4 separate regions of the Homo sapiens genome follow, and all the other regions are linked to region 1. The links are chromatin loops, found by intact Hi-C in ENCODE. Cell type or tissue: ascending aorta. All regions are shown on one strand.

The links. Peaks named below come from ENCODE experiments on the same cell type or tissue, not always from the same donor. Only the 100,000 strongest peaks of a DNase experiment are listed, where the experiment ranks them.
Region 2: a loop joins it to region 1, with 2.5 times the contacts of the local background. A loop is called at or near these places in 3 of 110 quality-filtered maps.
Region 3: a loop joins it to region 1, with 2.5 times the contacts of the local background. A loop is called at or near these places in 4 of 110 quality-filtered maps.
Region 4: a loop joins it to region 1, with 2.1 times the contacts of the local background. A loop is called at or near these places in 2 of 110 quality-filtered maps.

What each region holds. Positions count from the first base shown.
Region 1 is chr6:82,014,314-82,022,313 of GRCh38, forward strand. The region is part of intron 3 of LINC02542 (long intergenic non-protein coding RNA 2542); the gene reads right to left. LOC107986617 (a long non-coding RNA gene) reads left to right here and starts at 3,291. Exons shown (of 4, transcript XR_001744231.2): 1 at 3,291-3,729; 2 at 3,825-3,877. RefSeq lists an enhancer at 3,079-3,373. In ascending aorta, no CTCF peak of the experiment used is centred here; DNase peaks (open chromatin) are centred at 3,208 and 3,668; H3K4me3 peaks cover 750 bases; H3K27ac peaks cover 4,732 bases.
Region 2 is chr6:81,856,597-81,864,596 of GRCh38, forward strand. All of the region lies in intron 3 of LINC02542 (long intergenic non-protein coding RNA 2542), which reads right to left. Among named protein-coding and RNA genes, the nearest start is that of LINC01526, 46 kb to the left of the region's middle. In ascending aorta, no CTCF peak of the experiment used is centred here; a DNase peak (open chromatin) is centred at 3,475; H3K27ac peaks cover 4,541 bases.
Region 3 is chr6:81,839,256-81,847,255 of GRCh38, forward strand. It overlaps LINC02542 (long intergenic non-protein coding RNA 2542), which reads right to left. Exons shown (of 4, transcript NR_149135.1): 4 at 4,526-6,654. Among named protein-coding and RNA genes, the nearest start is that of LINC01526, 29 kb to the left of the region's middle. In ascending aorta, no CTCF peak of the experiment used is centred here; a DNase peak (open chromatin) is centred at 3,228; H3K27ac peaks cover 3,938 bases.
Region 4 is chr6:81,260,293-81,268,292 of GRCh38, forward strand. No RefSeq gene overlaps it. Among named protein-coding and RNA genes, the nearest start is that of TENT5A, 490 kb to the right of the region's middle. RefSeq lists an enhancer at 2,992-3,886. In ascending aorta, no CTCF peak of the experiment used is centred here; a DNase peak (open chromatin) is centred at 4,999; H3K4me3 peaks cover 983 bases; H3K27ac peaks cover 2,816 bases.

The sequences.
Region 1 (8,000 bases):
CAAAATGGATCACAGGGGACAAATCTTTGGAGTCTTTCCAGTTTTCTTAAGAAAAATATGAAGACCAATGACATTAATTTATTTTGGGGGAGTTTTTACAGACAGTAAGTTACCAAACAAATAAAAATCATGGGATGAACTATTAAGAAAAAATAATCACAGTGTAGTAAAAATAGCACTGAATTGAGAGTTGAGAAAAAAAATCTCGGTTCTAGGTTTTGATTACTAACTTATTTAAGTCAAGTTATACTTCTCTAAGCCTCAGTTTACAGATTCAAAAAATGAGAGCCTATGATAATAATAGTTATCAGGTCTAGGGTACTGAATTTAACAAGATTCAAATAATATATGTAAATACTCGTTACAATTATAAAACACTGTGCAAATACTAGATTTTGTTGCTACTGTGAGCATACCAGCCCATCTCTGTGGTTACCACAGCATCACCTCATTGCTTCAAGGACAGTGGTTACACCAATTTACTTGGACATGAAAAGAGTGTCCAGCATGTTCCACATAATTAGAGCTCCTACCCAGCCATTTTTCACTTTGACGGGGAAAAAAAGGAAGGGAAGGGCTGTGTTCCATGTTTAGGACACCCTTTGATTCAGATATAAAATGAGAGCTTTGAGGCTGAGGTGATGGGTCTGTGCTGACTCAGGAAATGAACTGTCTTCTTCCAAGGAGCCTTAAGTTCTACCCATTTCAGGGTGTGTCAGCAGAGACACAGAAAGTCAATATTCCATACAGTAAGGTTTGAAGCACTGCTGATCTACTCAAGGACTGAAGGAAAGGACGGTGGAAGAAGGCTTCCAATATTTTCCAACATTGGATGGCAAGAAAGCAGCTTTGCTAGATGACAGCTACAGTCCCCTCCAACCCTGCAGCTCAATCAGTCTATGAATCAGCAAACCATAAAAATAATTAAGGAAGTACACATAGTCTCCTTGACTCCTTTGTCCTTTTTTTGGTGACACAGCCATTCTGAGTCAGTTCAGAAATAACCTGGGTTTTCAGTTTACCAGAGTCTGTCAACCTTTCTCGGCCACTCCAAGCCATCCTTATAATACTTTGTTCTTTACAGACCACCCCTCTCAATTCTGCCCTTAATGATCTTCTTATATCATTGTATATTTTTCTATCAGGATCTGCCTTAACAACCAGATTGTAAAGTCTTTGGGTGCACAAAGGCATCACACTTCTGGCTTTTCATGGCACTTTGTAATCTTAATTCTCTGAGGTTCATACTTGTTGATGAAATCAATCATTCCAGGGTCACTCTTTGTGTGTTTTTGCCTTTGTTTCACTGGTCCTTGAACATCATGCCCCACGTCACAGCATTTCCTTCTGATGCTTTGTTCTGAATTTCCATTCCTGTTTACGCTGCCACTCCAGAAAACTTAAGTACCATCCAAAGACCATGTTCACAAATGTCTAATGGGAAGTGAGCCATGAGATGCTAGCCATAGTGGGTCTATGTGCTATAAAAAAACTTAAAAAGTACTCAGTGTAGGAAAAATTTCACAACAACCATTCCATGGTGAAAAATAAATATTGGCAATAGGCATGAGAGGGAAATAAGAAAAAGAGAGACTCATTTCTCAAAACTGAATGGCAAGTGACAACTGTGCATTACTTTGACTATGCAGTGATTCCAAGAGCAAATGTGGAAGAAAGAACTTCTAGAAGTTTAAATTCTACTCTCATATTTTTGCCCTACCTATTTCTACACTTGATTTACACTCTGCAGAATAGAGAAGATCACTGAGTTCAAAGAACATTCAGTAGTAGGCAGGATTGTGGGTGAAAAGGAAGAGTGGAAAAGAAGGAAAGAGCAGAAACTCTGACCTATTCAGAATACTATGTTCATCTTCCTTTGCACCTACACTGGGAAAATGGTTGTTGAAACACTGAAAGAAGGCAACAATTTCAACACATTGAATGGAATATAGTGGATTAATAGTTCAGTTTTATGTTCCAGTTATTGAGTCAAGAATATTGATGCCCAGGGCTAATGATTACTTTACGGTGAGTACATGGTAAACTGATGGCCCTATGTGTTCACAACTCCCTGTATCCATACCCTTTGCAATATGCCTTTGCATATCCGTCCTTTGCTAGTTGAGGTCTATTTTCATGCTTCTTATGCCTGGGCTCGCTTTTGTGACTTGCTTTGGCCAACAGAATGCAATATGATGGGGTACAATCAAGAAACCTTGCATGCTTTACCTCTCTCTTGTCTCAGAACCCAATTTCTAGCATGAAAATAAGCCTAGGCTAGCCTGCTGGATGAGAAGAAATACACAGTCCCATCCTCCATATCACCCAAACTGATAGCCAGCCATGTGAGTGACACTATTCTATATCAGCCTGTTTCTAACTGACCCAACAGCAGACATAAGATGCATCGTTGAGCTCAGCAGAACTAAGCAAAGATCAGATAAGCAGAACCCAAAACTATCTAGCTAGCCAACAGTCTCATCAGGAATAATAACTGCAACAAAAGATAATTGATACAGAGTCATTCAATCAATAGTTTGGCCAGACACTTTGCCTACTAAGAGAGGCATGTACATAAATCTGGAGATAGCCAGGAGCCTGAGCCAGTAGTTTTCAGAGTTTATACTCCTACCAGGGCTGTTTGGAATCCAGAATAAGTAGTTCCAAAAATAAATTTAAAGCTCCAGAGAACATTTTTAATAATAATGATCTTAGAAGCTAACATACGTGAAATGGTTACTACAAAGCCATAATCTCCTCTAATTTCATCAAATATAAGCTATTATTATCCTATTTTATGGATGAGAAACTGAAAGTAAGAGAAGTTAAGTTGGTAACTAGAGCTGAGATGGAAACCTTGTTGAGTCTGATGCCTAACCCCAGGTTATAAACACTGCACAATAGTGTGTCACTGGAGATGTGGCAGTATTTTCACAGCTGGCAACCAAGGACCAATCTTGGAGGCAACTCTCCTATCTACAGTAGAAATGGTATTTGGGGTAACTATCTAGGCTTATTCAAAGGAACAGGAGGAAAGGGGGCAGCTGGAGAGAAGGTAGTTGCTTAACACCTGACAGATGTTATTACAGCAATAAACAAGCCCAGCAAATCCTCCTTCCCTCTTTAGAACATTTGTCTCCATGGTGAAATAATGCAAAACTGGGCAAGAATCAGTCATAACCTGGGAGAAGGGAGGGCTCAGGGTCACAGAGGCTTAGCAGAGTCCTCTTTGCTGACTCTGACTCATCAATCCCTGAGGAGTTAAGCACTTGCTTAACAGCTCTCCCAGTCATTTCAATAGGCAACAGGAGAAGGGGACAGAGCAAGCAGGAATCTCATGCCATTGTAAAGTTTTTAGATTTGATTTGGGATTTCTCAGTCTCCCCTGTGAGCATTGCAAAATATTTCTGCCCATTCTGGGTATGATTAATCTATCCAATCCACATGAAAATTACCATATTGAGTGCTCCAAAAATATTCTGTGTTGAAGAATCAGTTTATAAGTTAATTCCATTGTATAGAATTAATAATAATTAATTCTACTCTCAAAGGCAACCCTATGATGTAGGTATTAGTATTTTCATTTTAACAGATGAAGAATTTAAAGTTTGGAGAGCGGATAAGCAACTTGCCAAAAATCACAAAGCTGGGCCCCCAGTCAAATCTAGTTTGGCAACCGCCAGAACCCATGCTTTCAACCATTCGCTACTGTCTCTTATGACTACCATGGTAATAGAAATTTTATTTTTAGTATACTAGTAATTTTCTGGAGGTCAGGGACAAGAATAAGATTCAGCTTGAACTCTTGCCTATATTCTCTTTAGAACTTGGAAATGGCACTGAAGATAGAATTCCAAAGATGTCAGCACCTTGACAGGTAAGTCCTGAGCATCTTGAGACTTCATTATCTTCCAAATTATCACATTTCCAGATTCCTTACAGCTAATTTCAACTCTGCCAAAACTGAACAGCAAAACCATCAGACTTTTCTTTAGGTATTTATAGTTTTTTGTTTTTGTTTTTTAATGCACCCAAGACATAGCTCCTAGTTCCTGAATCAACTATGCCAGTGTTTCTCTGAGCCACGCTAAAGGTCTGAGATATGTTCTTACCCAACTAATCTGTTCTCATTTGGGACACAGAAAAAAAGCACATTCCAGGAATAAGGTTGGGTGCATTCAAGTGAAGGATACAAGTCAGGGGCATCCAAGAGACTCAGCACGTTCTGTGGTTATTTTCTTAAACTTACTTGTGTGATGGTGAGTTTTTGTGTGTCGAATGCCTGAGTTACAGGTGGGCAATATGAATGCCAGATCTCTACAAAACTCATCATTTTCTTATCATTTCCTTCTTCTTACCCCTTAACACTTGCAGACAGCGCATGTTTGAAGTTCAAGTTTCCAGCCATCACAAGTGTCATTGCATACGACTATAGCAAAGTGGAGAAGGAATTCATCAAAGTCCTCCAATACAGCCCTCCCCCACGCATGGAGTCTAACGCACTCTTTTAAGGATAAATCTAACTTCTGTTCAAATAGTTCTAATACAGGCAACTCATGAGCTTGCAGGATGAATGATTAATTAATTAATTATTTGAGTGGTTCAATTTACTAGTACAACAGACAGATATTAAAACTTTCTTTATCTGTCAAGCATTGCCCAGTGACGGAGTTAGATGATAAAACATCCTACTCTCAAGAAACTGACAGTCCAACATAAGAAACACAATCAGCCTCCCTTTAGCATGTCACCCCTCTTTCACGGTTCTCTTTTAAGGTGCCACAGAGTAAATTCAGTCCTTTCTCTACTTAACACCCTCAGCTATCTGTTAGGTATCATCTCATGTTTACAATCCTGGATCTTTCAAACTATAACATGGCTTAAGGTTTTGTCCTTCAATGGCTACTAGGATTATCCTAGTAGTTCTCCTCTAGCTCTACCCTAGGTCAATCGCCCTTCTAAAATCAGGAGCCAACTATTGAATTAAACATTTAAGGATGCCGGAAGACCATGGTCTTCCCATATCAATGGCTTCCAAATCAGATTTAAAGCCAAAATTTCAGTTTTAAATACTTATCTCTGGAAATAAATGATTCCTATGAAATGCCCCTAAAACAAACACAATGTGAAGTTCCTATCAGTCAAAGATATTTTTCACAATGAGCTGTAAGTTTTCTACTTTTGACAGAGAAGAACAGGAGAATAGTTTCTAACCAAAGAAAAATAGGAAAGAAAGTCCACTAGTGCTGGAAAATATTTACCTAGGTATTGACTTCATTGATGTAGCATCAATGTTGACCATGCTAAAGACTATGAAAAGAATGCAGGGTTTGTTATTACTATATTTCTAGATATTAATGACCAACATTTAGTCTTTCGTGACTTCTATCAACTGCTTTCTACTTCTTAAATTTTTTTGCGCCTATGATTGCCCCTTCTCTACCAGCTTCATTGGCTTTTTATTCTGTTTAGATATTTTAAATGTTAGCATTCTCTAGTATCTGACTTTCATTTCCATGTTAAGTTTCAAGCCTCTTCATGAGCTTCCCATTGCTTCCATCAGTCTAAAAGCTGGCAACTGTACCCCTCAATCTGTATCTCCAGCCTGGACCTCTCTCCTGGGATCCACAAGTATATTGCCAATTTCCTAACCCACTGTATTGCCTTTGAGCACATCAAATCAATTATTCTCTTTTCCAAATATGTTTCTCCTTCCATATTCATAATCTCTGTTCATTTTGTCACCGTCCACCTTATTAACAAGCTAGCAAATCCTGTCTATTCTACCTCAGGACTATTCCCTGATTGCAGCCTTTCCTTTATAGCTGCAGGTATCACAACTAGAAAATAGCTTATTTTTCTGTTCTTGTTTCTCTCCTGTTTATTCCATCTTCCACATTGCTCCCATAATTATGCTCCTAAAATAAATGAATGAATTGGTATAATCTGAACATACCAATCTCCTTCCTGTAACTGTTTGTGGTGCCTGTCACCTTTACAGAAAATAGTCTAAAATTATTATATAACAAAAATCTCCTTCACTATCTGTCTCCAACTGTACATCTTCTACATAAACCCACTCCCAGACCATTCTCTGCACCTCAGTACACCCACTCTATACACATACAAACTCTGCTTCAGCCACCATGAACTTCTTACTTGATCTTTTTCTTAAACATAACCTATAATGATTTTGTCTTTGACTGTGCTGGTCTGTTTTCCTGAATGCCTATCTCTTTTTCAAGCTGACAAGCTCATATTTGTCCTTCAAAATCCAACCCAAATCTTTTCTCTTCTGGGAGACAATTTCTGACTCATCCAGACAGTAATAAATTTCCTCCTATGCATTGGTGAATTATCAAAAATATTATTGTGCATCAGACACCAGACATGCTAGACACTATGCTGGATAACGGATATACCATGTTTAGTTAGGAAGATAGAAAAGTCCCTACTTTATGGGATGTACAATCTGGTGGGCAAGATGGGGCAATATAAGTAATTCAAGTACACTGACCATTATAAAAGAAGCTATGTTTTACAGAGATCTGTAGTCTAGTCAATGCTGTTCAATAGAATTTTCTATATCTGTAAAGTGTTCTATATGATAGCCACTAGCTACATGTGGCTATTGAATAGTTGAAATATGGCTAATGCAACTGAGGAACTAAATTTTTCATTTAATTTAATTTAAAAGCCCTGATGTGACCACTATGCAATCTATGCATATAACACAATTGCATATGTACCTTATACATTTGTGCCAATTTTAAAAAATAAATAAAAATAAAATGGGCAAAAAAAGATTTAAATAGCCAGCTAGTGTCATTTATATAGGATAGTGAAGTTCTAGATGTTAAAGAATTATCTGAAGAATGAGATCACTTGGATTTGAAGGATGAACATATCTGAAGGGCAAGTGAGGAGGGGAAAAGAATATTAGAAGAGAGCATTCTGAAGGTCCAGATTTACAAGTTCACTCTTCTCTGCTAATCCTACACCTCTTTCTGCTCTTGTGAACTTCAGTAGTACCTGGGACACAGTAAGCATTCAACATACAGTCATTATTATTATGTAATTAAGTTTTTCTGGTTTATAGACTTCTCCATAAGCTTTATTAAATAATTTGCATATGTGTGTACCTTCAGCCCCCATCAATTTCATAAAAATGGAAACTGTCAAAGTATTTTCTATTCTGACAGTTTCCCAAAGAGTGCTATGCAGGAAGATTCACTCTCCACCTGAAACATTCTGCATTTTAAGAAATACAAATTAGTGAGGACATAAGCAGCCAAGTGATGATTATCCCAGCACACTGTGAGTCTGAACCTTGCAGTTCCAAGGTCAGTGCATAGAGTCAATCGTATACATTTTGAGGATCCTGGGTTAGTGTTTAAATTAAGTCATATGCTGCCCACCCTCCTCAGTCCTAGAGTTATCTACACTAACTTTCTAGTGAGAATTTTGTCTCTTCCTGAAGTATAATCCCACCTCAAACCCAGCTTCGCATTGCTATCAATGGAAAGGCATTGCCATCCCATTTTAGAATATAGTTTTATCTGATTGCAATATGGTTTTATATGCAACATGTAAAAGGTATGGGCAGAAGAAATGCTATTTTGGAATGCATGCTTATCAACACATAACAAGTGTGCAATAAAAATTGCAAAGAGCTGTTTTTAACATAATATGGCAAATCCCTGAGAGTATCTGGAAGAGTCAATAGTGCACGTGGTTTGGCAATCTGAGCAGCTGACTCTGCAACCTCACCTCCAAACATAAAGAGGGCTTCAGGTTATTTTTAAATATAAACTGATATCTGTATTCATTCAGATATCTGTATAATATATGAGGAACTATGGATTTATGGAGAGAAATTGGATGCATCAAACTGAGAAAGGGAACGGTCAATGAACTGAAAGTTCACCAAAAAGATGGAATCAGCAAATGACCAACAAAGCCAAAGCAAGTTCCTTCTCGCTGCCAAGTCTGATGCTACC
Region 2 (8,000 bases), 160 kb before region 1:
CTCAGAAACTCCTGCTCAGTTCCCTGAATAATTCAGCCCTTTTTATAAGGATTTTGTTGTTTCATAATATATTTATTTTTCTTGAAAAATTAGTCTCCTATAGCAAATGCATAGTAGTCAAAACTATAATTGTTGACTATTTAGGAAATAAGGATGCCATTTATTTATTTTACGTCTTCCATTTCTCATATTCCCAGCATTACCATTTCTTTCTGCGTAGCTTATAAACATGACCAAGAATCTCTAATTTTATGAAATCTCTTGACCTTATGTCCCCATTAATAAACTAGTTTGCTGCTTCCTCTTTTTAAACTTTTTGACAAAATAACCTATATTCCCCATCTTCATTCTGGCACTACCCAATCACTCCTTAGCTCACAGAAATTTGCTTTCTGTTCCAACCAATTAATTGACATGTTCTATCAAAGTGCATTCACTGACTCAATTATACTCAAGTCCAAAGGGCACTTTGAGATTTTATTTATTGTTCTTGATCTGATTGATGTATTTAGCTTTGTTGAGGTCTCTTTCTCAACTCTTTATATTTACCTCTGTCCAGTCCTTCTCTATCTCTTTCATGAGCTACTCCCAGTTTGCCTCTCTCTTAAACGTTGAGTTTCCTAGTTCCATTCTTCTTCCACTGCTTTTTTCATGGTGAAGGTTCTCTTTGGACTGTCATCCACTTTCAGGATTTTAACTACTTTCCATGTCCTATTGATTTTTGAAACTAAATCTTCATCCACGACCTTCCCTCCAGATTTCAACTCACATATACAAATATCTGTTGGATGCTTCCAATAATATGAGATCCATAGGCTACATATAAAATTTATTTTATGCTCAATCCTGCCCTTCCCATATTCCCTACATCATTTTATAAATAAACATCTACAAACCTTAATTCTGAGAGCTTTGCTAGTTTTCTCTGTACATCATTTTATAAATAAACATCTACAAACCTTAATTCTGAGAGCTTTGCTAGTTTTCTCTGTGCTCTCATTCTGCATGTTCAATTAAATAACATATTCTGTGCATTGTATCTCCTAGATATTTATTAATCTTCTCTGCTTTACTTCTATATCTCTCATGTAGTTTTAGTCTCATAAGTTTAATTACATTCTAATTGAGTTTCTTATTTGTAGTCTTGACTTCTCCAAACTCATTCACTGCACCAAAGCCACCTGGGGTAAAACCAAATCTGATGAGCATTCTCCTTCTTACAGTCCTCAAAGCTTCCCTATAGCTTACAGAATAAAGTCTAAGTTTGTAAGAGTGGGTACAAGGGCCTTTAAAACCTGACTTCAGTCTACCATTGCCAAAGATGCCTGATACTCCCTGACTCACTATTTAGTAGTATAAAAATATCTGTAGTTTCCCAGGCTCATGGAACTTTATCAAGCCTCAGCTGTTGACTGTGTCTGGAACACTCTTCAAATATCACCCCTGTGGGACTTATTAACAGTGTTTTCACTATTTCCAGATACTCTTCTGGGTACATGGTAGGATAGCACTCCCCACCCCCTTGAAGATGGGCATGACCATATGACTTGCTTTGGCCAATGATAAGTGAGGAAAAGTGATGTGAATTGCATTCAGGCAGAAGAATTTAGGAGTGATATATGACTTTTTGTCTTCCTTCCTCCTGTCATGGCAAAGCAACATTCCAGAGGCAGTTTAATTTTTTTAAAGCTAATTCCTGCATTTTATTTGGCCATTTGTCTTGAAACCAACATCCGGAATTAATTCAAAAGAATGGTATCTTCTAGATCTGTCACCACATTAGTTGGGTGACTTTGGGTAATTTAGCAGCTGAGTGCCTCAGTTTCCTCAACTGTAATATGTAGATAATAACACTATCCGCCTAATAGGGCTGTTGTGGGATTTTTAAAAAGTCAATTCACAAAAAAAATGCTTAAAATGGTAGATATCTAGATATTTGCCTTATAAAATGTGCCTGTTGATGTGGTAGTTATTATTATGATATAATGATGTCATTTGCCTGATGACTATCTCTTTCCCATAGGCTTTGATTGTGCCTTTCTGTCCTTCAGTAAAAATCAACCTAGATAAGCCTTGCTCCAGGTAGCTCTCTTTATCAAAATGCCAGTACCAGAATTGCCAGTTTGGAGACTGGAAATATCCAGAATAGAAAAGGAAAGAGTGCAGACCTGTGGTCAGGTTTAAGCTACACCAAGTGGTCAGGGTATGTTTGCATGATTAACTTCTATGAGCTTCAGTTTCTTCAATTTTAATATATAAATAGTAATATGTAGAGGGCTTGGGGGGATTAAAGGAAATAATATGCATAAGGAGTCAAGCATCATATCTAGCACACAGCAATTTCACAATACGTGATTTTCATTCCTAGTTACTGTTATCATGTTTATCATCATGAATCCTGATGAAAGGCTGTCATTCTGGGACCATTAAATAGGTTTTAACTTTGCTTTGCCTCCACTACAATTCACAAAACTAAGGGCAGACATACTATCGCATTTTATTTATCCTGAAGGCAAAATACAATGCTCAGTAAATATTTATTGGATTCAACTGAATTTTTAATCAAGTGTTTTGGACAGCTCAAATCCATGTGATGAATCTCTGTGTTGAAGACAGAGTTAGGGTTACATTTGGAGATGGCACAAACCCCCGGCCTCTCCCAGCTGGGAGGCAACTGCCATTGGCATGCCATGCCACTGGTCTTAGGAACTGCCTCTCTATCTGAACTGTTAGAATTGCCACCTATAATGCTGGTGATTGTTCACAAACACTACGCACATATCTGTAGCAGCTTCAGCATTGTGCAGGTGCAGTAACACACACAGACTGCCCGAAAATATTTGTTAAGCTCTACAAAAGAGCAACCACTGACAAGAGATAATACTATAAACTGAGGAATTCTCTCACTCACTGTAGAAAATCTCATAGAAACAATTAGCATCAAAGTTTGAGACTTTGGGACCCTGGCTATAAAAGTATAATACTTTTTTTTCTGTTTCTCATACTTTGACCAACTTTCAGCAGAGAATGAAAAGTATGGAAGCTTTAAAACAATCTACAGAAATGTGATAACCTGCTGAATAGCCACAACTAGAAGGGGGAAGAAAAGAAGAAAAGAAAACTTCTACACATAATATTGGATGAAGTTCAATATGCCACACAGAAATCCATCAATAGATTCTGACAAACTAGTATTAAGCAAAGAAAATTCATGGTTCCTTTTCCCAGTAACTTGGTTCAGATAAAAAAAACCCTAGGACTAAGGTCACATATATAGCATGACAGTCAGTTGGGAACCAATCTATTTATCTTTGACCTGACATCTGACATTTAGTTTTCCCTTTGTATGCTGAAATAATTGCATGTATATCAAATGACTGCAAGAAGTGAAAACCAAAACAGGCCTTCATATCCTGCACAGGGAATATGCACCATTTGGCAAGACACCAGCCTCCCAGGCCACGCCAGCATTTGAGACCAATGATTATCAATGATGATGTCATCAGCAACAAGTGGCCAGGAATCACCCAATCCAGACAAGTCCATGTGATCTTCATGTTCTGCTTTCTTGTGCAAAGGCATTCATCTTTTACGTACCTGATCAAACACTGAGGTTCTAATAAAAGTAGCTTCTATGGAGTCTTCGGATCTTAGGGAAATATCTTCATCAGCCAAAATAAATACATTCATACAGTATTTTTTTAAGGTACACTATTCTTTGTCTAGTTTGCATTTTGCTTATTTTGTCAGGCACAAGAAAAATGCTTTCTGGCCAAAAAGGAGAAGTATTCAAAAAGAAAACATGGAAGAAAAAGAAACAGTTGCTAGAACATTTTATTCAGACCTCTTCCTGAAACTTTATCTGGCAAGCCATTTCAGAAAACATAACACATAATCTGCTAAAAATTTTAAAAGTGACTGGGAATTTTTATTATCAATCCCAGTGTTCTGACCAAAACTTTCTCTTCTAGCTCTAAGAGCCAAATCTGCATTGACATATGATTTTCTTCCCACAGCCTCTCTGGATTTCATGGTGGATAAAGTTATTCCAAGATTTTAGAAATTGGATGACTTCTTGGTTCATAATGATTTTGTGAGAAATTACATTACTCTGTGAAAAGAGAAGTGAACTCAGGTCTAATTTTTCCAGTGACTTTTTTCTGGCCCAAACAATTCTTTAAATTGTGTTGGCACCATAGAAACATTTGTTTATTACCTATATTGCTTAGTGTGGCAGAATGGAAGGGGAAACATGTTTGGCTTTGAAATTTGAAGTTAAACTGGGAATTAAGAATTGACTTCTAACCCTACCTCCTAGTAGCTGCATGAATGTTATATAACAATTCTGAAATGTAGTTTTTATTCCTTTCTTTCTCTCCTTCCTACCTCTCTCCCTCCTTCCCTCCCTTCTTTCCTTCTCTTTATCTCATGTTTCTCATCTATTTATCTGATTATTTGATTATTCAATAATCAAAGGATTGTTGGGAGGATTAGGCATATGAAAAGCAGACATTGCCTGGAATGTAATAACTCCTCCATAAGCATTAGATTCTGTGGATTTCACTGGTTTTCCATGTGAGCAATCCCTATTTTATTAATGTGCCAAACATCTAAGTGGGCATCCATCAGAATCACCTAGAAGGCTTGATAAATGCAGACCCCTGGGTCCCACACCCCAAAATTCTGATTCAGTAGGTCTGTGGGTAGGCCTGAGAACTTATACCTCTAACAAATACCCAGATCACGTTGATGCTGCTGGTCCAACAACACACTTTGAGTGTCACTGATCATCTTAACAGACAGAAAACAAATTTCATCACTTGGGCCAACTCCAATTATTGGTGTGCTCTGTTGGGAAAGATTCTGAGGCCATGTCAGGCTTGGGGTGAGACCATGTTTTTGGAGTGCTGAGTAACATCTCTGTCATCCCTGCAAAAACTTTATTCCTTTTTCTCAACACTTGCCCCTTTCCCAATCAAAATGCTAGATCAACCTCAAATTTCAGCAGCTTCAAATCATATGGCCAGTGCTCACACAGAAGCAGGAAGGTGCAGAATTGTTCCATCCACTTCCTGGTACCAGACCTCCTTTCAACCCCACAGACACCTATAGAACAGTCATACATGTTCATCAGGTACAGAAAACCCATGACATCCAGAAAAATAAATAACAATAACGGTGTCAGACCTTACCATACACATACATATTTTTTATTTTATTTTTTATCTTATTATTCCAACAATTCTATGATATAGGTATTATTGTCCCTGGCTTAGAAATGAAGAAATGATGTTTGGAGAGTTTTCTCAAGTAGTTTTCCCGAAGTTATTGAGAAAGTATGCAAAATATTTATAATTCCAAAGGCTGTATTCTTAATCTCTACAGAAATAAGAGGTAGAAATACTCAAACAATTTCTCCACAGTTTGAAAGCAAAACACTCTTGTCCTTTGGAGGCCAAGATTTGTTTTAGTTTTATTAAATAGATGCAATCCATCATTCTCATATATCACATTCAAGTGAAGTATCTAACACATACAGTAGCCCCCTCCATCTGCAACTCTTCTTTCTGAAGTTTCAGTTACTTGCAGTCAACCATGGTTCAAAAATATTAAATAAAAAATTTCAGAAAGAAACAATTTATAAGTTTTTTATTGTGTGCTGTTCTGAGTAGCATGATGAAATCTTGTGCCATCCTCCTTTATCTTGCATGGGATGCAAATCATCCCTTGGTCCAGCATAAGGACACTGTACATGCTACCTGCCTGTTACTCACTTCGTCACCATCTCAATTACCAGATTAAAAAAATAGTATTGTATGTGTATGGTTTGGCATTATCCATGGTTTCAGGCATCCACTGTGGTTCTTGGAACATAGCCTCTGCAGATACGGGAGGGTTGCTGTATGCAAATGGAGTTATGTGCAATTTCAGAGTCATCTCTTCGAAATATAGACTATGTATACATGCTCTGGCTTAGTATTCTTCAATATTTTCTAATCAACTATCTTATTACAGAAGTACCTCACTTAAAAAGCAACATATCTTAACTCAAGTCTTATGATTCTTATTTATCCCAGGTTTTAAATTTAATGCATATTCAATGCTTTGCTAGGCTCCAATATTAGATGTCTTTACTTTTTACTTGGAAGGCACTAGGGTCATATTTTATTACTGATTTCTTGCTTCCTAATGTTCACTATCAAATTAATTTAATTTATGTGTATCCACGCATGATTCATTACTTATTTCTAAGAAAAAGCATATTTCAAAGCAGGTCAGACATTGGTAAATTACATGTATGCTGCAATAATTTAATATGACTGCTTAATAAAGAAAGGACTGCTATAAAAATCATTCCCTCAAACCTCTGGAGAATTTAGGTTAGTGGTACAAGCAGAAATTTTTCCTCCCAGGCTGCTGGTATATTTATGAAAATGGATAATCAAAGCCATTTTGAAATGTCATTTATTCTATTCCTTTTATGTTTGGGAAATTTCTTTTTTTAAATAACATGTTTGTATTGACAGAAATTAATTTGGCACTTGTGAAAGGTGCTTCAAGGATAGTACTATGAGTTGTTTTTAAGCTTTCTTATTCTCTTGAACAACTCATTATTGTCATGAGCACCATAGAGGGAAATAGCCTGGTATTTGTTTTTCTCTGCACCTTACAGAGCTGTCTTTGAGATCAAAGAGATTCCTGTGTGAGAGGAGGCTCATGGAGTGCAGGACGAACAGGCAGCTAATGCCAAACAGGCAGGGGAGTCTGATTGTGAAGACCAACTTCCAAGTAACCAAAAATATCAGCAGCTGACATAGGGAAACAAGCATTACAGGATTATAGAGTTTTGAAGTCCAATCTCAGTTAGAGAAAACCTAGCCTGACATTTGTATTTCACAACTGATTATACTGAAAAGGAGAGAGTATCCAAGACCTCAAAGTCAATTGCAGAAAAAGAAAAGGTTATTAAAATAATGATGAATAATGCCACCAGAAACCGTTTGAGTTCTGGTCTAAGCTAGAACAAAAATTAGGTGACATATTCACCAGTAAGCGCTAACTATAGGTGGGAAAGGGCTTCAAGATGCTAAGTAGAGGAAAACAGCCAAGAGTCAAGAATCTTTAAAAAGACAAAAAAAAGGAAATGAGATTCATCATATTATTATTTTTATTTATGGCTACAAGAATATTAAGAATGAATTAGAGAAACAGTCACTGAAAACGTATGAAAACTTTTCTACTAGGACATATTTTATTCTATTTAGGAACGATTTTCACCAAAGTGTCTCTGGTCTCCCTGGTGACTTCCAGGGAGTTGGATTCAGCAAGAAATCTATGAAAAGATGACTCAGGAGGAAAGACCCATTAAGATAGGATCCTTTATGAACAGGACACAAAATGTATTTGCCAACTTTACACTTTAGTTCATGGTATGATACCCAGTATTAACTCTGGTACCATTTCTAGCTTAACCAGTTATGAAGTTGAGACTATGATTCTAAAACACTTATGAAGTTGAGACTATGATTCTAAAACAAACCTCATCCAAGCAAATATATTATAAATTTGAATCTACAAATTAGGATAAATACAGTATAATAGTGTAAAACTACAAGTTACACACACAACAAAAAAAGTCCCCAGAATTAGCTCAAAATTTCATAGAAGGAAACTTAAATTGCCATATTTACCAGAATGTAGGTAAATATTTGCCTCCATTGTCAATTGGTGCAAATATTTAAACAGCATAGGTACCTGTTTACTTAAAAGGTTGGCGTTGATTCCCTTGTTACTATAGGAGATAGTTAAAGTTGATTTCGTGCTCTAACTAAAAGCTTTCATATCTCTACTCTTGGGAGGAGTGGATGAATTCTACTACTGAAAGCTAAGGAGTTCTCTATGTGTTCAGGCCCTATCAATATGTTTGTCTGAATCATTTCTAACAATGTTAGTAGTTACTCTAGGTAACCAGGAATTGTTTTATTTTTTGGATATTGTAC
Region 3 (8,000 bases), 180 kb before region 1:
AGGAGATAGCCCTTGAGCAGACTTTCACAGCAATTGCATATTTCCTCCACCAAAATCTCCATAAGGCACTGAACTAATCCATTGCATTGCTGAACAGAAAGTTTATGAAGGGGAATAAAATACATCTGAGACTGGACAGCCACTTGAATTATTTCTAAAGTTCACACAACTCCAAGGTAACACTAACAACCACAACAATTACTATTATTACTAACATTTATTCACAATATTTTATTTTAAATTACCTTTAGTTAAATACTAAGAATCTACAGGACTTAATGCTACAGAACAGAAACCATAAGTAGAAGGAGGCAGTATCTCTCACTGATGAAAAATGAATGAGGACATGTGTTGAACAATGAAATACGGTTTAATAAGGTGTCTCATGTGAACCTGCATAAGACAGAAAAAAGTCTTGCTCTTTAAATCCATTAAACAATAACAAAGAAATTGGTGTCAGAAAACTTAGATATGCGTATTCAGCTATATTAAGTAAAACAAAGACCAAAAGAACTGGAATAATCTTAATTAGATGTTTATTCTAGTCAATATCTATATCTAGTGTGTATCATTTCGGACAGTTGTCTTTCTTTCAAAACCCTTCAGCTAGAATGCCTACCCCACTGTCACCTCCACTGCAGCCTTCAAGACCAAAGTCTTACATTATTATGTGGATCAAGGAGCCAAGCTCAAACAAACATAATCAACAGAGTTATGGTAAAAATTATAGTTGGTTAAATAGTTTACTGGCTCAACTTAAGCAAAAAGAAAGTCTAATTTTGCCAGAATATTGCAGTAGAAACTTCGTGAAGGGTATTGGGGCTGAGTCTACAAACATTTAGCCTAACTAGATTGGAAAGGAAACAAAAATTTAAAACAAAGAAACCAAAAAAAAAAAAAAGTGTGTTTGATTAATCACAGCTTGGCAATAGCTCCTCCACCCAATAGAACCCCAGAAGCATTTTCCTCTGCTGATCCCCTACCATCTTCTCAACTCATTCTTCTTAAGAGGCCCCAGTGAAAGTCAGTTCCACTAGATGTGTGCTGACTCAGTCAGGCCAGCCAACCTCGATTGAGAACTCACCTGAATGCAGGAGCCATGAGCCAGTCAGCTCATCTCTGAAGTGAGAGAAAGAACAGTTCACATCTTCGTTAATTAGATACTAGCAAACTAAATGAGTAGATTCATAGGAGTAGGCTATCATTTTACCACCTGAATGAGAAAAGGAGAGGTGGCACAGATATGATTCTTCAGCAAATTGGCTACAGCTGCCAAATTGCACATTCAGACAGCCCAAGACAGTAACTATTTAACAGAGTATCTGTGCTGGGCCTAAAATTTTCCTAAGACATGTTTTTATATATCTTATCATCAGTTGGGTTGAGGTATAGGCTATGAAGTATAGATGAGACATTCGTTTATCTTTCTAACTGAATTAAGTTCTTGAAAGTGCACAGAAAAGATGGATTCATTTAACACTCATGACTTGGATTTATTTTGCCTCAGTGCATTTGTCTACAAGATGAGACAGACAAATATCTGTTTAAAGGCACCTCCTAGTATTGAGCTGAAAGTAACATAAATAAGAAATGCATTTTAAAAGCTAAAAATTCAAGTGTAATTTTTATAGTGGATGATTTTTCTCTTTAAGCTACTGATTTTTTTAAAGTCTTATTTTCTTTGTGTTTTGTTTCTACCTTTGTAGCATAAGAATACTTTTTTTTTTTTTTTTTTTTTTGAGACGAAGTTTGCTCTTGTTGCCCAGGCTGGAGTGCAATGGTGCGGTCTTGGCTCACTGCAACCTCTGCCTCCTGGGTTCAAGCGATTCTTGTGCCTCAGCCTCCCAAGTAGCTGGGATTACAGGTGCCCGCCACCACACTTGGCTAATTTTTGTATTTTTAGTAGAGATGGGGTTTCACCGTGTTGGCCAGGTTCATCTCGAACTCCTGACCTTAGGTGGTCCTCCCACCTCAGCCTCCCAAAGTGCTGGGATTACAGGCGTGAGCCACTGCGCCCGGGCGAGAGTACTTAATACTTACAAATACAAAAGAAAGTTGTTCAAATCTAATATTAAAAACATAATTAGATATTAATCTGCCAATGTGCTTAACTCTACTAGATCAACAAGATTCTAAATAACAACCTGAAATAGAACATGTCATTAATGAACAAATTTTCAAAAAGTAAATTACACTTAAAAATTTCTTGAGAGTAGATCTCATGTTAAACATTTTACCGCAATAAACTAAAAGAAAAAATGTTTAAGTAAATAATTTATAATTTTATTGGGTTTTCCTATTTGAAAACGTCTTTGTGGACTTCAGGGAAAGGATGCTGTATAAGAAATTATTATTTTACCAATCCCATGTTGATTTTAGGCTCCACTGAAGAATATGATTAGAGTTTGGCCCACAAATTGTTGACAGAAAACTTGTATTCAAATTTTATTTGGTGACTTTCATTGAATGAAAATTTTATGAAGATGTTTGTCTTTTATATTATATTCCTTCCCATTCTGCCCTCATATATGTGCACTGGGGGATGATAGGGAGATGACGACAGGAGAGATTTATTAAAGGAGGACTATTTATTTTCTGGCCAATTTCTAATCTAAATCTAAATTCCCAAGAAAAAAAGACACGTCTTCCATGTAACTGCTACTTAGCAGACATCAATTTCTGCTGTCATTTCCAGAAAAGCACCATGATTTAGTGTGGGACTCTAATATCAGACTTTTGGGTTGGGATCTCTGCTCTGTCACGCTCTAGCTGTGGGACAGAGGGCAAATTATTTGACTGTTTTATCTCTATATTCTCATGTGTACAGTGAGAATAATATACAGTTGTTAAGATTCAATAAGTTAATACATATAAAATGCCCAGAACATAGTAAATGTTCAGTAAGTTTTACTTATTACATCCATTTTTTTTTAAATTAAAATGGGTTTTTTTTGTAAAAATTAATCTGCTCTGCTGTTAGAAAACAAGAGTTGCTTAAGGTGAAATGAAAGAAAGAAAGGTAAAGAAAGAAAATTCTATTAGTCTACTAGTTGCAGAAAAATCATATTTTATATCTTAGAATTGAAATGGAAGACCTCAAGAAGAGGAGACTCAGTCACACCAGGAGAAAAAATTGCCCATGAAACTTGAACTATTGCTAGCAGAGGTCACCATGTGAAAACAGGAGCCTGCAAAGCATTGTTGAACACACAGTCTTTTTGGAGACAGCCCAGGGACACAGGTCAAAACTATGCAACTTTCATTCTCTACTACTCAGTGAGCTCTTCTGAGGAATATAAGTGCTAAAAAAATCAGTCAAGAGGGGAATAAACTCTACCATGTTTATAAAAATGGCTATTTCAGTATTATGTATAATCTTGAAAAACTATGAAATGACCTAGCTCATAGGGAAATCTCTAGTTGATGAAATATTATTAAAATCATACATATTAAAATTAGCAACATGGAAAATAATGTTTAATACTAAGAAAAAAGGACTCGAAAGTGTATACAGCTTATTACTGCATCTTTATGGAAATACATTCATAAATATTTAATGCAATTATATGATAAAAGGCAATAAGCAAGCTGAGAAAAAATAGTTGGGTTTTCTGATAATTTCTTTGCACTGTTTTTGTGAGTATAATTTCTTTGTACTGTTCTACGTTGATACTGAATAAATACAAAATTAAAACATAAACACATATATGAAGCATAATGCTAAAATCAATCAAGTAACTCATGTTGTAACAAACCAATAGCTTAAATAACTGTTCAATTTCATGAATTAGTAGAGGATTTGTTTTACCTTTCTGCTTGTATTGATACTGTTACTAAAGCAGTGTTCATTTCACATGTGTAATAGGAAACCTATGTGTCATGACTTAGCAAGTTTGAAGTGAAAAAACATCGTATTGATTTTTTCTGTTTAAAAAGTATATGTAAGATAGTTCATCGTTCAATAGTTAATTATGATAAAAAATAGGTGGCACAGTAAAAAACCAACATTTACTGAAAACATATTATTTGATGTATAGGGTTTTTAGAAATATATGATTTCTCCTTTCAAATGCTACAAGAAAATTATGATTGATACCAGAGTAAACAAAAAATCAAATGCCATTGTGGTCAGGCACCATGTTTGCCTCTAGGAGTTCCATGAACCACAAATATAGACTGAAAAGAATGTGTGTCAAAGAAGTAGACCATGAGTTCCCTTGCTGCTGACTTCAGCTCAGAAACATGACCCCACAAAGCACACTGGAGCTGACCAAGTTGCACCCAAGGATTGGACCAGCCACCCACTGTGGAAACCAGTGAAAGACCACAGGAGAACAGGTGACTCCTCCTCCTCCCAGCATCAAGAGGATCACTAGGACAGACACCACGTTGGAAAGAAGTAAGAATTGAAAGGAAGAAGTCGCTATAATAAGGACTTAAATTTAGAATTCCCGGAATATTTACCTCAAAGAGAAATCTGAAATCAAAATAGACTGTTTAAATCAGAGGAGGCAAAGAAACCATTGAATGACATTATTTTTATTTTTCCTTGCTACCCAGAGGGGTAAGGTAGAGATGGGGAGAAGAGAGCTTGAGTTTAAGGAACATTATATAGAATGTAGAAAAAGAAGATAATCTTTGTTTATCTAAGCAGTATATGAATAGCTTTCTATATTTGGGGATCTCTGAAAGAAGAAATCACATCTTTTTCTTGTAGTTATCCCCCTTTAGAAATTATATAGTTATACAATAAATGGCACTGAATGAATAAATCACAAGACTTGAAGCGATGAGAGAGGTTTTCTAATTCATCATCCCAATTTCAGGTAGACTACCATAATTCAGCACAGAAACCTTTTTCTTGAGGACCTGGAGTATTTATCGTGAGTTTGTTCTTGGCCTGTGCAGTAAGCAGGCAGAACAGTCACTCTCCACCAGCCCTACCTTTCCTTTCCTGTCCTTTCTTCCTTTCATTACAATTTGCAGGCTGTTTTTCTTTACTTGCTGATTGTTAATAAATTTCTGCCCTTCCTCTCCCCACCCCTCATATCAGCTTACTTTTCCAACTAACAAAACACCAGTCTTGTTGAACCATCTATTACAAACACTGGAGCAGAATAGCAAAGGGATTTTTTAATCAAGGAAAAACTTGAGGTTAAATTATTACTATCTTGATTATGTGGGTTGTTCAAAAGAACTTTAATTTTTTTCTCCAATGAGAAATTCCTCCAGATAACCTATTGAGTATTTGAGTCCTCTGAGTCCTCCTGAGGCACTAGCACACTCAATTTTTTATATTGATTAAATTATAAAACACACCATACATGCAATTTGTTAGCTTGACTAAGTTTTGTTTTGCTTTTGTTCTTTTTGGTTTTGTTTGTTGTTTTCCTGTTTCCTTTTTTTAAAAAAAGGAAACCTCTAGTTCTATCTACTTTAGGGACATTTATTTGGAATGAAATAAAAGTGACTTGTAATTATAGTTTAATGCCTCAAAATAGAAAAATGTGCCAAATTGCTTAACCAAATACATATTTGGTTGGGATTTCAGAGTTACTCCTGAGTCAAGGCCCTGGAAAGTCTGAACCATTGCTTATCTTTAATTTATGGTTCTCTGCTAAGGGCAGCACAGAACTGATTGTTCATAAGGTTAAAATTTTGGCTTACGAAAGTTGTGCATCACAGAACAGGCATTAAGACAAACTTCTATTGCATTCTTTTTTTTAGTTGTGGCATCTCTTTCCCTCCGTTTAAGACTCCCTCATGGAGGTATATCCAATCCTGATTAACAGGGCTGTGGATAAAATGGTCTGAGATAAAGGCAAAGTGTTCGATGAGCTCTTCCTGAGATTCCTGAGCTATTTCATTTCCTTCTTTCTTATTTTGGCCTCATAAAATATTGTTTGTGGTGTCTCACCAGAAATGATCTTGTACACGTTAGCACTCTAACATGCACAATTTTAAAAATGCATTTATCTCCAAGTTTAGAGTAAGAGTAAGACAGAGAACTGTGCTTTTCTCAAGTGTTTGCCAACTTTCAAACTTTTGGCATTTTAAGCAGAGATCCTTACAAAATGGAGTTTTCCCTGACATGTCTGGATGTGTATGTATCTGAACTGACTGAATTTAGTCTTTCAGGGAGGCAGAAGATGACCAAGGTGACTATGGGGGCAGTGAGGGCCCTGTGGCTTCATTCCTAAAGTTCAGCACAGTGCTCCTCCATCAGTGCAGCTTGGTTGATGTACCAACCAGGATCCTGGCAAGAAACAGATGGCACACTCAAATTGGGTGCTTTGAAGAGAGATAGTAGGGGGACCATTTATTAAGGTGAAAGTAAGGTGAGGAAGCTACAAGTACTTTGAGGCTAGTGACAGTTGGATTTGGAGGAGGGATTGGTAGCACCCTAGGCCAGAAGGGGCAAGGGAAGGAAGTAGTTACCAGAACCTAGAGACAGATAACAAACATAGAAAGAGGCATGGGTGACAGCTGTTGGAAAGAGCCTGGCTTCCAGTGGGGATATAGTTGGACTAAAGAAGTTGGATACAGCCAGCCCAGAATGGACTTGTCCTTGAGCTCCACAACTGGAATCCCAGAATAAGGGAGGCAGTTGATGCAGGTCAGACTCATGGAGAAACAGCAGGGTGAATTCTGGATCTGAAAGTGAAAATAAAAGAAATACAAAAACCAATGAGATTGATTCCCAAACTCCAAGGTCATGGCTGCTGCTAATTCATAGGTACCTCTTTGTGAACTAGAAAAATAAAATGCCTTTTTGAGTGACGCAGACCTATTAGTGCACAGGGTTTTGTTCTACTGGACTCTGATCAATCTGAGCCAATTGAAGTAATTCTATTCCCCTTGCCAGAGTTATTGGTTTGATGATCAGTGCAGAACCTAGTCCAAACCAGTCAGCATCCTGACTATCCCCTGGTAAAAGCCAATGATTCAAGGGCAGGCATGTGTCTGGCAATAGCCTGATGGGAGTGAAGTTCAGAACATTTGATCTATGACTGTTCAAAAAATTCTTTCTTCCTTCCCCAAGTGAACAAGGGAGCTTATTTATGGTCCTGAGAGATTCTAGCATTTACCATAAGGGAAGCCAGACTAAGAATAGGCCCGGTGTCTAAAGGGCAACAAAATGAAGAAATTATCCACAGCTCTTATTTTTATTATTATACTTTTTGTATCCTGAGACTTTGCTGAAGTTGCTTATCAGCTTAAGGAGATTTTGGGCTAAGACGATGGGGTTTTCTAAATATCCAATCATGTCATCTGCAAACAGAGACAATTTGACTTCCTCTCTTCCTATTTGAATACCATTTATTTCTTTCTCTTGCCTGATTGCCCTGGCCAGATCTTCCAACACTATATTGAATAGGAGTGGTGAGAGAGGACATTCTTGTCTTGTGCCGATTTTCAAAGTGAATGCTTCCAGGTTTTGCCCATCCAGTATGATATTAGCTGTGGGTTTGTCGTAAATAGCTATTATTTTGAGATACATTCCATCAATACCTAGTTGATTGAGGTTTTTGGCATGAAGAGGTGTTGAATTTTATTGAAGGCCTCTTCTGCATCTATTGAGATAATCATGTGGTTTTTGTCGTTGGTTCTGTTTATGTGACAGATTACGTTTATTGATTTGCATATGTTGAACCAGCCTTGCATCCCAGGAATGAAGCCGACTTGATTGTGGTGGATAAGCTTTTTGATGTGCTGCTGGATTCGGCTTGCCAGTATTTCACTGAGGATTTTTGCATCGATGTTCATCAGGGATATTGGCCTGAAATTTTTTGTTGTGTCACTGCCAGGTTTTGCTATTAGGATGATGCTGGCCTCATAAAATGAGATAGGGAGAAGTCCCTCTTTTTCTATTGTTTGGAATAGTTTCAGAAGGAATGGCACCAGCTCCTCTTTGTACCTCCCACAGCTCTTACATCATGAATATCCAAGTTAAATTACGCCTGATCTCTATATTTTTCAAACACATTAGTCAATACATT
Region 4 (8,000 bases), 750 kb before region 1:
GCTATAATATAATAATACAATAACAGAGTTCAGTTCAAACATAAAATTGCTATTCTTAGCTAAAATGTGGAGTGGTATGAACGTAAACATACAAGTCCATTTTGTACAAGTTGATACTGCTATTGATAAAATTGTTGATGTATATTTAGTGTCTTCCTTTTTTCTTAACTATATATGTTTAAGGATTTTTAACAGTAAATGTATTTTTGTAATCTTGTAAACAGAGGTATATTAAATAAGTAACAATCAGCTTTTAGTGGGCCAAAATGCTAGCTGCTTGGTAGTGTTTGCTGATTTTGAGCTATCACAATGAAGTCACTAAAAGTGGTACTGAGAAGAGATGTTCAGTACCCTACTAGAAAATGGTGTTTCTAGTATAAAATGCAATAAACGTAAGTAACCTCAAGAGCATAGATAACACTAAAATGTATTAACATAATCAATACATAATTATTTAGAATTTATTACTCTTGCTTTAACATATCTGTTAGTTTATGTAATTTAATATTTAATCATGAGCATGTTCAACTCGCAAAATTCCTGAAACCCAGGCAGGTATAAGCCAATTGTAGCACACAATGGCTCACACATATCAATATACGTGTTTTAAGTACCTTTCAACTGAATATGTTTATACTTTCGCATATGTTTGCCCAAATTTCAAAAAATGCCTTTCAGTTCTCTTTCAGAATGACTATTTCAGATTTCAATTGGATTGAAACAATGACTTGGCATTCTCAAGGTATAAACCTCAGTTTTCCTCTGTTCTCTAAACTAATTTAGAGAAAGTAAATTGACTGTGGATAATTATTCAGTTTGACATCTCATATCTCTTTTAAACAAGCTGATGTGATGGAATTCCTGCTTTCACACAGGGCTGGGAAAACACAGTGCTAACAATAATAGGAAACCCATCCATCTCTAGGACATTATATATATATATATAATTTTAAGTGCTCCTAGCCACTTTCAGATAACACTACATTTGGAAAAAAGAGCAAGATACTTTTAGGTACTTAGTAACAAATGACAACACTTTACTGTCAGTGTCTGAACTTGGAGAAGGAGTGGGAATCAGTCACTGTTGGCAAAGTTCTACCACTTATATAAGTGTCCTCCATACTGGTTTTATGCAGTTAAAATAGGAGGAGAAGGAAAAGGAGGAGAAGGAGGAGGAGGAGAAAGAGAAAGAGAAGGAGAAAAGAAGAAGAAGAGGAAGAAGAAGAAAAGAAGAAGAAGAGAAGAAGAAGGAGGAGAATAATAGGAGGATGAAGATGAAGAAATGGAGGTTTAGGAGGAGGAGGGAGGAGAGTAGGAAGAGAAGAGGAAGAAGAAGAAGAAGAAGAAGAAGAAGAAGAAGAAGAAGAAGAAGAAGAAGAAGAAGAAGAAAAAGAAGGAGAAGGAGGAGGAGGAGGAGGAGGAGAAAGAAGAAGAGGAAGAAGAAGGAGAAAGAAGAAGAGGAAGAAGAAGAAGAAAGAGGAGGAGAAGAAGAGGAAGGAGAAGAAGCAGAGGAAGGAGAAGAAGCAGAGGAAGGAGGAGGAGGAGGAAGAGGAGAACGAAGAGGAGGAAGAAGAGGAAGGGGAGGGGGAGGGGAAGAGGAAGGGGGAGGGGGAAGAGGAGGAGGAGGAGGAGTTTTGGAGATGGGTACCTGGCAGGGAAGCTAGTGGAGTCATGTTAAGACAAGAAAGCTTCCAGTTTGACACTATTAGAGACGTCCTTTGAGGCTCAACTAGATTAATAGCTTCTTAAGGATGTATTGAAAAGTGTTATCATGTGAAACTTTCAAAACCAGACTTACAGTGTTAGGAAATATGTTGTAAGGAACTGTTCAAATTTAGCAGGGGAAACACTAAATGAACTAATAGTCCTTTTCCTCCTCCAAATGTAATAATGCTATAATTTGTGTATTTTGGCTCAATTAGAGCAGTTCACATAAGGTTTTTAAATCCTGTATTTTTTCCCCAGGTTAACATAATGTCTGCATTTAAGCACTAAATATTTTTAATGTGAAAACTTTCGGCTGAAGAAAATGGCTACTATTTGCTACAGGGTTTGAAGCCTTCTCTCTACTTAATGTTACTTTTACTGACACTTTAAATGAAAATAATCCAGCTATAAGGTACGTAGTTACTGAATAACAGTACTTAAAAATTATTGCTAAGACATTTGGTTTTATACTATTCATAACACTAGACCTGTCAACAATTATGACTGTCTTTAAAATTATTTGTATAAGAAAAACGTACAATTTATGTGTGGTTGTTTTATTTTGAAAATAAGTTACTTTATGTAAGAATAATTATACATGAATGTCAGATACACAAAAACAAAGTAAAAGTAGAAATGAGGCAATAATAAGATCATTCCAAAATGTACTTTTAATTACATTGTCATGGGATCCTTGGGTTATCGCTTCACCAGCTGGGAACCTCTGTGACCGGTGGCATCTCTGCCTGAGTTTTGCCTGGGTCCACTGGGCTCACTTTGCTCACTTGGCCTGACAGGCTGTGCTCGGCTGTGCTACTGGCCCAGATCTCACACCTGTCAAGGGCAAGCCAGGCGCAGAGTGGTGAGGAGTCTGGCCACTGCGCACAGACAGGCATGCCAGCTGTGGCAGGGTGGGCAGCTCCGGGTGCTGGAACAGGTGCCGGCTTCCTGCAGTGCTGCATTAGACCAGGCGTACTGCAAAAGAGGATGTCACAGCTGTGGCTTGAGGAGTTCCTAGGTCTGGGATCCCCAAAGGGCAGCAGCTCTTCTTTCCTTCTGTCTTCTCTGCTTCTCCTTGCTGGCAACTGACGAGCGCAGAGTGGGGATGTTGTTTCAACCCTGTTTCTATTAAAGCTCTTTCAGTCCCACCATTCAGCAGGTCCCAAGTTCTTGTCCCATGTCCAGGGAGAAAGAGGTAGGCAGGCAACTTGAGTGTGAGCAAGGTGAAGAGGTGCTTTAATGAGCAATGGTACAGCCCTTAGGGGACCCAAAGTGAATAGCTCCTTTCCACAGGCAGCTCATCCCAGCATCTGTGCAGCCCTCAGCAGAGAAAAGACCGACATTGGATAGCTCCTCTCCACAGGCAGGCCTTCCCATCCTCTGAGTCTGGCTAAATCCAGGCTCTTTAAGGAGGAAGGGCAAGCTGATTGGTCCATGGGCATCCATGGGCGTCTATGGGCGGCCCAGAAAAAGCACCAGAAGTTCTCACTGTAGTCTGCGGAACTGGCAGCCTGGCCCTGCGCTTTAGGCTGTCCCTGGCTTGAAGACGGAGCTTCATTAGGGGCCCATCCCTTTCTGCCCGGGGCTTGTCTGTCTCCTGCCGCCATTTATGGTGCCCAGGCTCTTCCTGCTGAGGGGTGCCTTCAGTCTAGAGATGAGCTGCCGTCAGCACCCCCTCATCCTTGCTCCCTTGCTCGTTGGGTCCAAGGTCCAGAAGGGGCCGAGACGCAGAGGACTGGTGTGTCAGCACTGCCCCGATCTCATGTACACTGGGCAGGGTTGGGACAGCACCCAGGCTTGGCCTCAACTTTGCTCCAAAATTGGAGTGGGTGCCAGAAGCAGGGAGAGGCCTTGCAGGGAAGCAGGCACTTCCAAGCCTGTGGGGACAGAGGGGTTTCCCAGGCCCCCAAGAGCACAGGGATGTCCGGGTCCGGAGCTGCAGCTGTGCTTGGGAGAGTGGGGCTCCCACCCTGCCAACTCAGACGGGGACGGGGCTTCCACCTGTTCCCAGCTCCCGCCAGCTCTGTAGAGCATGCAGCCCTGGCCGCACCTCCCCACTACAGCCAGCGTCTTCAAATCGGCTGCTCCAGACAGCCACCGCTGCCATTAACATGACTTCAATATAGGGCTATATTAAAAAGTATGGGGCTATAGCTACATCTTATCTATGAATAACAGCTTTAATCATGTACTTTATTTAGAATGGATAGCATTAGAAGAACTTTTCAAATCTTAAAGGAAGAAATGGGGAAGAAAGGAAGAAACGAAGGAAAGAAAGAAGGTAGGAAGAAAAGAGAGAAGAAGGTCCTAAATAATTATTACAGTTTTTATTCCCTTACATTGAGCAGGTGATGTCTGCTGTTATAGGTTTTTAAAGGAATGGCTAGAAAATCACAACTTTCAAGCCCTCGGCTTCTTCCTCTATAAAATGTGAAAAGCTGATTGGATGACCTCTAAGATCTTTTCCAAGCCTAAGTTATCATTACTTTACTAATATGGATAAACCAGATAATGTATCATAAATGCTGCCAATTTGAATTAACATTTTTATTTTTTAAAAAAATGATGATAATATAAGCACAGAACCTGAGTCTTATATTTCCTCTAGCTTCTCTCTTATTTTCTTTCTTTGCTTTCAATCAGGAACATCAGAAAAGTTAAATACACCTCTTTTTAAATAAGAACCTACCACTAAATTATTTTTCAGTTAACCATAATCTTCTTTCTATCCCTACCATTCACTAAAGTTGCTTCTGCTAAAATTACCCACCGTCTTCTAATTTCCTAATCCAATGAATACTTCTAAATTTGATCTTATTACTTTGTAGTATTTGATAATGTTAGTCTTGTCTAACCTTCTTAAACAGGTTTCTTACCCTGACTTCCTTTTCAACTTTGTACCTCAAAAACCTAGCCCAGTGCTTAGAAAAAAAAAAAAAAAGAAAGAAAGAAAAAGAAAAAGAAAAAAAAAGCTCTATCAAAATATTAGTTGAGTAAATGAAGTGCTAAGTGATTTTAAAACAATCCCTTCTCAAGTTAGTTTTGGTCATGTCATCCAAGATATGTTCTTCCTAAGCATTACGTTAATATTCAACAATGATACTCATCAACTAAAGAGTAAGGGATACCAAAATGACCTTTCAGTTTTTGCTTTTCATAACTTGGAATTTTGGTATATTTTTCCTACCTACTTGGGCTCCACCTTGGCTTCCTCTCTCTCCAGACTGTCCCAGACCTGGCACTGAGTGTGGCCGCTCAGCTTTCATCATTTGTTCTGGCCAGCGGAATGTTCCCTCTGATGCACCTCCCTTGGCTGGCTGTTGCTCCCTACTTTCATTTTCACTACGGGTACAGCCATTCACCAGCTTCCACTGGAAACATTTTTCCAGACATTCCTTTAGGATTAGTGCCATTTTCATAACTGGCCGCTGGGTTCTGTAACTATTTTTCATACTTCCCTATTCTCAAATTTGTCTTTTTCAGCTTTATAATGACAGTAAAGAGGTTTTTTTTTTTTTGCACATTACTTTGCTTTTATCCTTATGAAAAGCATGTATTTTATTTACTCTTGTGTAAGAAAACAATTTTTGCTCAATGTAACTTTCTATCTCTTGTTTTTCTATTTTTTCTTTCTGTTCGTATTTCTTCTTCTTGGGATTCTTCATAAAGAAGTGTTTTGATTTGACAAAAGTCTTAATCATGGTCTTTAAATTTAAAAAAAAGATTTATTTAGTCCTCAACCACAATGATAAGAGATTCTGTCTTTTCCACTTGAGATTACTTGTAAGCGACAATAAAAATGTATAGCCCTCTATGATTTCTATAAAATTTCTTGGGATATTAAACCCTGATTATCTTCTTTTATTGATTGAAATATGAGCTCAGTGTTGTCCTTTGATAAACTTCTTACCTTTTCCCACATTGTTCTTTTCACTTGGATTACAACTAGATGGGAAATAAAGGTGGAGTCTCCCCTCTTCCCAATCCCATTTGAAGTATCTGTGACTCCCTATCTCTGATTTGGAAACATATTTATTTTCCTCTGAATAAATTACCTACTGAAGAATTTTTCAGAAAATCAAAGTTAGTTTTTCAAAATCTGACTGTAGTAGAAAAGTTTACAGAATGGTAAGATTTACCGTGGTCTAGATGTCTTCTGTGTTCTTCTTGCAGTAAACTATCTGACTCTAGCGGCTTTCTTCCTATGCTGCTTTTCAAACACGTAAGAGCTGAAGACTCTCCAATAAAGTAACCATAGGAACATAGAGTTTTCTTTAAGTATTTCATTTCTCTAGAGTTTTTGTATGGGCTTGAAGTTATCTTAAAATAAAATATAATAATGAATGTAAATGATGAGTTGATGGGTGCAACAAACCAACATGGCATATGTACACCTATGTAACAAACCTGCACATTTGCACATGTACCCTAGAACTTAAGGAATAATAATTATATATATACATATATATATATAATAACTATAAGAAGTTTTATATAAGCCCCATGGTAACCACACACAAAAAATCTTCTATTAGATACATGAAAGGTAAAGTGAAAGTGATCAAAGGATACTGCTACAAAAATTCAACCAATTACAAAGTAAGACAGCAATACTGGAAGAAAGGAATCAAAGAACTACAAACATGCAGTAAATGATTTACAAAATAACAATAGTAAGTCCTTATATATCAATAATTATATGTAAACAGATTGGATTTTTCAATCAAAAGACATAAAATAATTGAATTGATAAAATGCCAAGATAAGGCAACATGCTGCCTTCAAGAGACTCACGTTAGACTTAAGGACACAAATAGGCTAAAAATGGAGGGAAACAAAACGATATTCCATGCAAATGGTAACCAAAAAAGAGCAGGGAAGGCTGTACTTATTTCAGACAAAATAGAATTTCAAACTTTGTCAGAAGAGACAAGTAAGGCCACTATATAATGATAAAGGGATTAAGTTATCAAGAGAATATAAAAACCGTAAATAAATATGCACCCAACATCAGTGCACCTAAATATATAAAGCAAATATTAACAGGATTAAAGGAGAAATAGACAGCAATACAATAATAATAGTAGACTTGACTACCCTATGTTCAACATTCGATAGATCACCCAGGCAGAAAATCAATAAGGAAAATCTGGACTTGAATAACACAGTAATAAACCAAAAGCACCTAAAAAACATATATAGAACACTCCATCTAAGATCAGGAGAATATACATTTTTCTCCAGCACACAAATATCATTCTTCTGTATAGGTCACATGTTGGGGAACAAAACAAGTCTTGATAAATTTAAGAAGATTGGAATCATCTCAAGTACCTTTTTTACCACAATGATATAAAACTAAAAAGGAGGAATTTTGGAAAATCTACAAATATGTGGAAGTGAAATAACATGCTTCTGAACAAAAAATGGATTAAAAATAAATTGAAAGGGAAGTCAAAAAGTATTTGAGACAAATGAAAATAGAAATACAACATACCAAAACTTGTGGGATGCAGTGCTAAAAGGGAAGTTTATAGCAATTAATGTATACATAAATAAAACAGAATTACCTCAAATAAACAATCTAAGTTCACACCTCAAGAAACCAGAAAAAGAAAAAAAAAACTAAGCCCAAAGTCAACAGAGGGAAGAAATTAATAAAGTTTAGAGAAAAATTAAATGAAATAGAGGCTACATAGACAATAGAAAGGATCAAGAAAATTATGTTAGGTTTTTTAAAAGGATTGATGAAGTTAACAAAACTTCAGAAAGACTAACCAAGAAAAAAATGAGAAAAGACTCAAATAAAAAAAAAGGAGACATTACAACTGATATCATATGAAACAGAGGATCATAGGAGACTACTACAAACAATTATAGGCTAACAAACTGGATAACTTAGAAGAAATGAACAAATTCCTAGAAACATACAACCTACCAGGACTGAATCATTAAGAAATAGAAACTCTGAATACACAAGTAATAAGTAAGAAGAATGAATTAGTAATCAAAATATTCCTATGAAAGAAAGGCCCAGGACCAGATAACCTCATAGGTTAATTCTATCAAACATTTTTTTTGCTTGTTTGCTTTTAGCTTTTTCTTCTTTTTTTTTTTATTATACTTTAAGTTTTAGGATAGACGTGCTCAACATGCAGGTTTGTTACGTAGGTATACATGTGCTATGTTGGTTTGCTGCACCCATCAACTTGTCATTTACATTAGGTATTTCTCCTAATGCTATTCCTCCTCCAGTCCTCCACTCCCCTACAGGCACTGGTGTATGATGTTCC